3 separate regions of the Homo sapiens genome follow, and regions 2 and 3 are each linked to region 1. The links are chromatin contacts, found by Hi-C or POLR2A ChIA-PET in ENCODE. All regions are on one chromosome and are shown on one strand. Each heading gives the region's core, a stretch centred on a gene start or an enhancer-like site at or near the end of the contact. The rest is flanking DNA. Distances are from core to core; before and after follow the strand shown.

Region 1 (3,178 bases), core at 288-2,787:
TATATTGAAAGGTTCGTGGTGAGGCTGCCGAGTTAATGCTAACAAAGGACTTCAGAGGGCACTGTCTTTCTTTGTTTGCAAGGAGCGAAATTTCTCGGCGCAAATACCAGGAAGGAACAAGGATAAAGGAAAATGAAATTAGAATGAAGAACTGACAGTCTTGGTTTCAGCAGTCTGGACTCTGGAAGCGCCATGTGGGGCCTCCTTAGCCAGTTTAAATCGCTCCTGCGCCTAGTGTTTTAAAGCAAGCTGGGAGGCGAAGCGCGGGCGCTTGGGGACGCGGGGACCCGGGGACGGAATAAACTCTGTCGTGGGGCCCTCACTCTCGAGCTGCAGAGCTGGGACATTGTTGCTAAGTGACTACGAGCCAGGCAATTCACATCTCCCTGGGCCTCGGTTCCCCACCTGTAAAACAAGGGGGCTGGACCGGTCATCTATCCCGTTCATTTATAGACTTAGCTCCAAATACCGAATAAAAGACAGATATTTTAACTCCCAGTGGAAAGACAAGCCTCTAGTTGCAAAGATAAATGGGATTCGTAAAAGTGATCACCACGCGAGATTATTTTTCGAATCGCCTTCCCTTCTCCTGACACGCGGGACTATTAAACGTGTGTGTGTGCTGGGCCATTTCTTTACTGAACTCCAAACTAACACCACCGAGCGATAAAAAACAGGAGAAGGTGATGGAGGCTTAATCGCTAGGAGAGGAGGCGGCGTGGCTGCTGCTTTGAGGAGTTCACTTTGAATCAAGCGGCCGCGGCGATTGGCTGAAAAGCACGTGGTGCGCGCCCCGCAGGACTGCGCCCCGGCTGCCCCTGCAGTCGCCTGGCTTAGGGCAGAGTCCAGCCGGGGGTGCCGCACCCACTGGGGAGTGGGGAGGGAGGACACATAGGAAATGCCTGGGGCTGGAGTCTCTTTGGCTCTCTGCCAGCAAGAAACTTAAACGTCCTGGCTTGCTCAACCCGAGTGTCCCTAAACTGTCCAGACTTTTGCCCGTCCATTGCCACTATCTCTCCCCACTCTGGGTGTCCTACCCAAGGCGCTGTCTATGCGTGCCCAGGGCCTGTCCTGCGGATACCCAGCTCGCCCCTTGCAGCCCTTTTTAGAGCATCTCGCGGGCTCTGGCATCACCAAGCGCACAGCCCCGGGCTGCGCTCCCCTAAGGTGGGTCCCTCAGATCCGGGGCTGTCCATTAACCAGGCTGGCCCAAAGAGGCGCAGACACTCGAACCCGGGAAAACTTATTTTATTCTCGGTTCCCGGGGTTGCAGCTGCCAGCGGCTGAGACAGTGCGTCCGCTTTGTCTCTCTGCACTCCCCGCAGCCCCCCTCTCCCGCTTCCTCTCCCGATTAACTCCCCCGACACGCTCTTCTCTAGCTCCTCTCCTCCTCCCACTCCTTCTCCTCCTCTTCCTCCTCCTACACCACAGGCCGCGCTAATGCGCTTCCTCCCTCCCCCGGTGTCGGTCTCTTTGCATACGCGCCCCCTCCCCTCCCCGCCGCGCCACTTATAGCGGGGCGCACGGCGGCGGGGCGCAGACTGCTCTGGCAGCCGGAGAGGAGGCGGTGCGGCGGTGGCGCTGCGGAGACCCGGTCCAGACGCCTGGCGGCCGCCGGCACACAAGGCGCTTTCTAGCTCCCTCCCCCGAGCGCACAGCCCGCCTCCTTCCGCGGCGCCTGCAGTGGCAGGCTTGCTCTGCCCTACCGTGACGCGCTCCGGAGACGCTCTGCGGGTCCTGGACACCGGGTCCGCGGCGTGGGGACGACAGACGGAGGCGAACGCCATCGGTAGCCGGTCCGCGAGCCATCGTTCGGGGCGCAGTCCTCTCCCCGGCTGGCCCTCCTTTCTCCGGGGCATTCGCCACCGCTTCCCTGGGCTGAGACGACCGGTTCGTCGCCTCCTTGCCCGTGACCGTCGCTAGAACTCAGTTGTGCGTTGCGGCCAGTCGCCACTGCTGTAAGTTTCCCCCACTGCCCCGGACCTGTTGCAGGCGCTGCGGGCTTCAGGGGCTGCTTCGGCTGCAGGGGTGTGTTCGCGAGGGGTGAGCGTGCTCCGAGCACTCGGGAGCTTCGACTAGAGGGCAAGGGGAGCTCTTCTCGGTGCGGAGATCACGGTGCCCGCCGCTGCCCTCCCACAGCAGGCAGAAGCCGGGCATCGCCGGAGAGGTCGACCGGCCTCCCCTCCGCGGTGCAATGTCTGGGGCGAGCCGCTGGGGAAGCGAGGAGCCGAGCTAAGGATACAGTCAGCCTCTCTCCTCTGCGGAAAGCAGCGCTTTCCTGGGGGTGAATGTCGCGCTGCGTCGCTCCCCGCAGCCTCCAGGGCCGAGCGCGCGGGATGGTTGGCCCACGTTGCATCCTCCCCGGCTTGGAGGAAAGTTGGGGCCATGCACAGACACCCTGAGTGCGGGCATGTTCACTGCGGCGGAAATGTCTATAGAGAATGAATGAAAACTGCTTTCTGAAAAACTAGTTTCTTGATCTGTCGTGTTAACATTATTAGTTACAAAGGATAGGAATTGGTGGGCCTGGAGATGAAACACTGAATTTATCCACATGCGGTTTGGTGTCACACAGGCATGGCCAGCTTGTTAAATAGCGTTGCAAGTGTTAATAAAAAGACTCTGGCAAGAAGCTACTTTTGTTAACAAGATCTTTATAATGTTCTATTGTTACCGGTAATGTAAATGCCCAGAAAAAAATCTGCTTAGTTTCTCTTTTGATTGGATTGAGATCAGGTTCAAAACCTGGAGAAGGGTGCGGGACGCTAAGCATTGGAGGCAGAGAGCCTGAGTTAGGAGCATGAAGTGAACTGAAGTTACTGTAACTGAAGCCCTTTTGATGTTCACAGTAATAGCAGCCCTTTCTCTGTCTTCTTTGCAGACGTAGGTTAAGTACATGTGTGCATTTTCTTGGCCACTTACTTGGTATGCAAATGTGATTTCTCTGGGGGCTTAAAAATGCTCGAAAGATGATTCATTTTATGTTGAAGGTGTGTTCAGTGACTTGTATACATGGTTTCTGCTGATATTTTGAGGTTTGCACAGTTTTAAACCAGAAAGCAAGTATTTCCTCTTGGGTTTCCAAGTTTACTTTTTATTTTAATCAAACATTGTTGCAAGAATGTTGATTGTGATTTTGACTGTGACGTGCTTTTCCATCTGGGTGGTATCCAAGATG
Region 2 (3,178 bases), core at 285-2,784, 2.3 Mb after region 1:
TCATCTCCATGATCAAGATAATGAGCATATGTGTCACCTGCCAAAGTTTTCTCCTATTCTTTAACCCTTTTCTCCTTCCGCTTCTGGCCCTATACCCCAAATTCCCAGGCAACCATGGATATGCTTTTTTGTTTCTATAGAATAGTTCACAATTTTTAGAATTTTATATAGTGAAGTCAACTCTTCAAACAAAATTCTCAGCTTGGTATATTTTGGATCACAAAAGAAGAGTGGATTAAATCCCCAAAGAGGCATGAGGGCTGACTTGTAGTTTATAATCTTCAGGGGACAAGTGTCCCGGTTGTTTACTTTTTAGGGTGCATTATTGTAGTGATAAGTTTTACCTTTTCACTTCAGGTGTAGTTCCCTTAGGTGGTCCTGGCTTTACCTGAGGATCTCTGAACAAGCTTCTCATCTTACAAGTATTGGTTTTATCCTCTGTCCCCATAAGTCACTGAAACTAAAGCTCTCCATCACTGTAGATCATCACATGCTCTCAAAAGGACTGCTCCCCTCAAAGGGACTGCTCCTCTAAACACTCCAAGTTCATGTTTCCATCTTGCCTTTGGCCTCTGACAGTTACATCTACCTTCTTGAAAGCTCAGTCATATATTTGGGGGAAAATTGATATTTTGTTTTATTTTTATAGTAGGAGGAATTTTTTAAAGATATTTAATTCATTTTATTCCAGCAATGGAATTCCTATTCAGTATCTTCTTTGAGCTTAGGAGCAACATCTAAGACTTCTTTTGTGTTCCCTCCCATGGTTGCTCCCAAACATAACTGACGTGCTTGATTGGCTACAATCTTCTGGGGCTATTGTTTAAGTCTCTCGTGCTACCTCAAACCCAGGGAATTAGAGTCTCCCTCTGGGTGAAAAGAATCCTAGGAATCTGAAGTTTTAAAGCCCCTCAGGCAATCTGAATCCTCACCCAGGCTTGTGGGCCATTGCACTCTTACTGGGAATAGTGCAGGGTTCTCAATACAATCTTGTATATTCTGAGATCGTTAATAGTATTGCTTTCTTCAAATGGGAAGGGCATTTTTAGTATACATTTTATTTTCTGGACATACTTCCACATTGTCTGTCTAGCTTCAAGTTTTGTTAAATGAAGAATTCAAATTTCAGATCCATTTTCCCATATAGTCTGTTGTCCACAACCATCTGCCACAGTATGTATTCCTGAGGAGCTGAATAGCAAGCAAAAAAGTATCTTCTTTGGCACATCTCTTTGAACAAAACCTGGGCATCTGCTGGCCCCTCACTGAAACATGAGGTGGGATTTTGACTGTGGAAGCCCACAGTCCAGAAGCCTGTGGCGCTGGCCCTCTGCACGCCGCAGCTGTCCCAGCTTTCCTGGCCGTCCCTGCTCTGTGCAGTTTTCTGCCTCATTCATCACGGCAGTGCTATACTGTGAGGTGATTGGCCACATGATATATTTAGCAGCAAACCTTTCTCTGACTTGGAAAATGCAAATGTTATTCATTAGATGCTGGCTTTGCAGCTGTTACCTTTTCTGAGGCTCCAGCCAATTTCACTTGACTAAAGATGCCTTGGTGCGAAGGATTCACATGCAATCTTGAGTTACCACACTACAGAGGTGATCAGTGAAGCCACCTTATTCCAGAGTTTGGTTATACATTGTGCATGATGTGAAACCCACAAAGAAATGATGGGTTTTTCATTTTAATTAGGCCATAGATCCTGATCTTGCTATTTTAAGTTAAATTGTAAATTTCAGGTAGAGGGAGGTAATTTCTCATATTGCCTCTCATCTAAACACAGAAGCCTTCATTATGAAATGATCAAAAGATTTGCTATTATGAGAGAGACATTTAACATCTGTAAGCAAGTAGATTTAATGCTATTAAGTTGCCTTAGTGTGAAGGGGGTTTAAGGACTTTTTTGTTTTTATTTTGCTTTAATCACTTGGCTTCAATCCCTTTAAGATAGTCATAAGAAAAGCTAATTGCTTTCATATCGTATCAAGTTCTAAAGTTCTAAAGTTGTTTTCCCCCAGTAGGTACTGAGTCATTGAGATCAATCCCTCAGGGAAAAAAGAGAGGAAAAAATGGTTAAATGCACAACAATAGGTTTTCAACAAATACTTATTACTTGATCATTTCTGGTGTGTCCTTATTACTTGATACCAATTTCTTCCACCAGGGAGTAAACAAACCTTGGAAACCCAATTGCTTTTTTCTTTCTTCCTTTTCTTCCTTTGATTCATTTCTTTAGGTATTTACTAGGTGCCTTTTATGGAACTGTTCTAGGGACTGAGAGTGTGTATATTAGTAATTATATGGATTTTATTTTTAGTGTAAGAGACAGAAAAACAACACAGATTAGCATTTATTGGTTTTTATCCTGATTGGCTGATTTATCTTTTAAAATGCTCACTCAGACTGCTGGGTGGAGATTAGATAATAAGGGTGGGGACAGTAGTTAAAACAAGGTCAGGAGATGAGAGATACTGGTGGCTTAGCAGTAGTGGTGATGAGAAATATATAGTTATTTTTCAAATCTAGAGCCTGTAGGATTTATTGACAAATTGGTTATAGAGTGTGAAAAGAATGGGGTCAAGGATGATGCCTACATTTTTGGCCTCAGTAAACCAGCCAATGTGGTGGTCATTTACTGAGATAGGAAAAGCATATTGAAAGTGGAAGGTTGAGGAAATAAGAGAACATGTGATGTTTAGATACCTATTAGACACCCAGATGGAAATATCACCTATGTAATTGGAAATGCAAGTCTGGAGTTAAAGGGAGAAGACAGGGTAGGTATGTACATGTGGAGCCAACCATCTGTAGGTAATGGTTAAAGGCGTGGCAGAGAATGAGATCACCTAGGGACCGAGCATAGATGGAGAAGGGAAGTCTGCAGTCTACTAGAGTCCTAGAGGCACTCCAATGTTTAGAAGTCAAGAAGAGGAGATCCTGCAAAGGAACACAAGAAGGAGAGAAAAAAGAGAATATTTTGTGAAGGATAGAATGGTCAACTGTATCAAATGATAGAAGTCAAGTAAGATGAGAACAGAAAATTAACCACTGGATTTTAACAATGTGGCAGTGGTTATTGGTGTCAGTTGAATGTGTTGAAGACTGGGAGCTCAGGAGGTAGTAACAGCTGTATCTAAGATGACTCTTTTTAGCAGTCTTGCTGTTAAGAGGAGCA
Region 3 (3,178 bases), core at 177-2,676, 2.1 Mb before region 1:
TATCACAGATTCCAGGAACATGAAGATAACAGGGAATGTAGCTAGTCAGGAACAAAATGCCTTTTTTTTTTTTGAGATGGAGTCTCTCTCCGTTGCCCAGGCTGGAGTGGCGCCATCTTGACTCACTGCAACCTCTACCTTCTGGCCTCCTGGGTTCAAACAATTCTCCTGCCTCAGCCCCCCGAGTAGCTGGGATTTCATGAGCATGCTGCCATGCCTGGCTAATTTTTGTATTTTTAGGAGTGTAGGGGTTCCACCATGTTGACCAGTCTGGTCTCAAACTCCTGACCTCAAGGGATCCTCTCGCCTCGGCCTCCCAAAGTGTTGGGATGACAGGCATGAGCTACCACACCACCAGGAACAAAATGACTTTAAATAATTGCCCACAGGCATGGGGGGTGGTGGGTAGGGGGAGGGTATGTGCCGGGGGTGTGACTGAAGTCCTCTACTCCCGTCTCTCTGGGCCTAATAAATTTTGCACACCTCACATAGCTCAGACTGCTGAGGGATTTTTCTTTTCTTAGTATCAACCCTGGTTTACACATCAGAATCTTCTGAGGAGCTTGAAAACAATATCAATGTCCAGGCCTCGCCCCCAGAGATTGGCACTGGAATTGTTTAGAAGCTCTCCAGTGATTCTATGCGCAACCAGAGTTGAGAACTGATTTAGTTTCTTTTCTTTTCTTTCTTTCTTTTCTTTTTTTTTTTTTTTTGAGACAGAGTCTCGTTCTGTTGCCCAGGCTGGAGTGCAGTGGTGCCATCTCGGCTCAGTGCAGCGTCTGCCTCCCGGGTTCCAGCAATTCTCCTGCCTCAGCCACCCGGGTAGCTGGATTACAGGCACGTGCCACCATGTCTGACTAATTTTTGTATTTTTAGTAGAGACAGGGTTTCACCATGTTGGCCAGCCTGGTCTCGAACTGCTGACCTCAGGTGATCCGCCCGCCTTGGCTTCCCAAAAAGCTAGGATTACAGGCATGAGCCACCAGGCCTGGCCAACTGATTTAGTTTCTAAAACTTGTTACAAGGCAGAGCTGATAAAATTCTAAATCTGAGGTCTTCAAATTTTGTGCTTCCTAACTAAACATTAAGTATTAGGATTAAATCCCAAAGCCAGTTAGCTTCTGGAGGATGGGAATATATTATTTGTCTTGTTTTTTTTAAAATATGTGTCAGCTAGTTTCAAGAGCAACTAGATATCCCAGGATAGGAAACAAAACAACAAAAATAGATATCAAATGATTATGGTTTTGCTCACGAATGCATCTCAGTATTGGACAGCCCACCCTTCGTGGTGTTTTCACTTCCTTGGATGGGTCGCATAGCAGCACACCAAAATGACCTGCAGATGTAGTCATTAAGATAGGCAAAACAGCCAGACTGGCCCTGCCACCATGCAGGCTACTATAGATGCAGCTTTCTTTTCTTTTTTTTTTTTTTGAGATGGAGTTTCGCTCTTGTCATCCAGGCTGGATGGCACAATCTCGGCTCACTGCAACCTCTGCCTCCTGGGTTCAAGCAATTCTCCTGCCTCAGCCTCCTGAGTAGCTGGGATTACAGGTGTGTGCCACCACATCTGGCTAATTTTTGTATTTTTAGTAGAGACAGGGTTTCACATGTTGGCCAGGCTGGTCTCAAACTCCCGACCTCAGGTGATCCACCCGCCTCGGCCTCACTAAAGTGCTGGGATTACAGCGGTGAGCCACCGTGCCCTGGCCAGATGCAGCTTTCAAAGCTCATCTCCTTACTGCTTATGAGTCATTTCCTGAAGTGATAAACACACAGCCTGCTGGGTTGAAACTGTACATGCTGTGTTATCTGAATTCTGAGATGCTACTGAATTTGACCTCTGGTTTTCCGTGTGTTTCCATAAGACTAGCATGCAATCAACAGTCCCCATGACAACAAACTTGGCGCTTGAGTTTCACTTTACAGGAATGCCACCATGGGTAGAATCTGCTGCTGTTCTGAATTGTCTCTTGGTCTTCTGGTCTGAAACTTTGCTCAGCAAGCACCTCTCTCTTTCCTTTACACAGCAGGTGGCTGAAAATCAGACCTCACACAGAGCTTCCTGTTCTGTGGACCACACCATACCTGATGACGTGAATCAGTATCTTTTCTTTTCTTTTTGTGACAGGGTCTCACTCTGTCACCCAGGCTGAAGTGTAGTGGCACCATCTTGGCTCATTGCAACCTCCGCCTCCCAGGCTCAAGCCATCCTCCCACCTTAGCCTCCCAAGTAGCTGGAACTACAGGCATGAGCCATCACGCTCGGCTAATTTTTGTATTTTTCGTAGAGACGGGGTTTTGCCATTTTGCCTAGGCTGGTCTCGAACTCCTGGGCTCAAACCATTCATCCGCCTTAGCCTTCCAAAGTGCTGGGATAATAGGCGTGAGCCACTGAGCCTGGATGTTGAATCAGTTTCTTGCTCCAAGACTTGGAACCCCTCAGCTCTGAAACAGCCAGAAACCCAGAGTGGTGCCTGCAGCTCTAAGCCAACTCTTTACCCCTGTTTGCTTTTATGCTTTTATAATAATTACCAGTTTATCTGTTTTCTTCAAGTCAATAAAGTTGGGACATCTTGGATAAGGGCAGTGGTTTTCAAACTTCTTTTGCTCAGAACACCTTAATACACTTAAAATTATTGAGGACCAGCAAAGAGCCTTTGTTTATGTGGGTTGCATCCATTGGTGTGCTGGAGTCAACTTGTACCTGCTCACAAGAATTCAATATTCAGGAAATTTGTCAAGCCAACTGTTAAACAGTTGGGAGCTTGAAACTGGAAAAGAAGGGAGTATTCACACCATCAAAATTGGCAAATGCTAGTTTGCCAGATCAGGCTTTTTTTCTTTTTGTGGAGATCCTGCTTAGCAGCACATCACTGACTTTTTTTCTTTTTCATTTTTTGAGACAGCCTTGCTCTGCTCTGTCGTCCAGGCTGGAGTGCAGTGATGCCATCTTGACTCACTGTAACCCTCGCCTCCCAGGCTCAAGTGATTCTCGTGCCTCAGCCTCCCAAGTAGCTGGGATTACAGATGTGCACCACCACACCCAGCTAAGTTTTTTATTTTTAGTAGAGATGGGGTTTACCTATGTTGCCCAGGCTGGTCTCGAACTCCTGGCCTCGTGATCCGCCTGGCTTGGCCTCCCAAAGTGTTGGTATTACAGGTGTGAGCTACT

Evidence for each region. Hi-C counts contacts between places; a loop is a spot of excess contacts on that map. ChIA-PET counts read pairs that join two places held with the same protein, here RNA polymerase II (POLR2A). Pooled maps may share reads with other maps.
Region 2: a loop to region 1 is called in a pooled map, with 6 times the contacts of the local background. The contact joins the enhancer-like site here to the promoter of ENC1 in region 1. A Hi-C loop is called at or near these places in 2 of 37 single-sample maps with no recorded cell type and 4 of 50 pooled maps. POLR2A ChIA-PET finds 5 or more read pairs at or near these places in 1 of 52 experiments (WTC11).
Region 3: a loop to region 1 is called in a pooled map, with 15 times the contacts of the local background. The contact joins the enhancer-like site here to the promoter of ENC1 in region 1. A Hi-C loop is called at or near these places in 1 of 168 maps with a recorded cell type or tissue (natural killer cell), 2 of 37 single-sample maps with no recorded cell type and 5 of 50 pooled maps.

What each region holds. Positions count from the first base shown.
Region 1 is chr5:74,639,087-74,642,264 of GRCh38, reverse strand. ENC1 (ectodermal-neural cortex 1) reads left to right here and starts at 1,537. Exons shown (of 3, transcript NM_003633.4): 1 at 1,537-1,958. It also overlaps a transcript of HEXB not described here. RefSeq lists enhancers at 1-551, 552-1,267, 1,729-2,088 and a silencer at 1,429-1,688.
Region 2 is chr5:72,300,032-72,303,209 of GRCh38, reverse strand. The region is part of intron 2 of MRPS27 (mitochondrial ribosomal protein S27); the gene reads left to right. Among named protein-coding and RNA genes, the nearest start is that of MRPS27, 19 kb to the left of the region's middle. RefSeq lists enhancers at 1,134-1,363, 923-1,878. Within about 2 kb of position 1,534, at least 4 of the 41 ENCODE cell types and tissues checked have a DNase peak (open chromatin) inside an H3K27ac peak, as active enhancers do.
Region 3 is chr5:76,737,797-76,740,974 of GRCh38, reverse strand. No RefSeq gene overlaps it. Among named protein-coding and RNA genes, the nearest start is that of F2R, 23 kb to the right of the region's middle. RefSeq lists enhancers at 1,556-1,625, 1,726-2,055. Within about 2 kb of position 1,426, at least 15 of the 41 ENCODE cell types and tissues checked have a DNase peak (open chromatin) inside an H3K27ac peak, as active enhancers do; they include natural killer cell, where a contact is called at or near this core.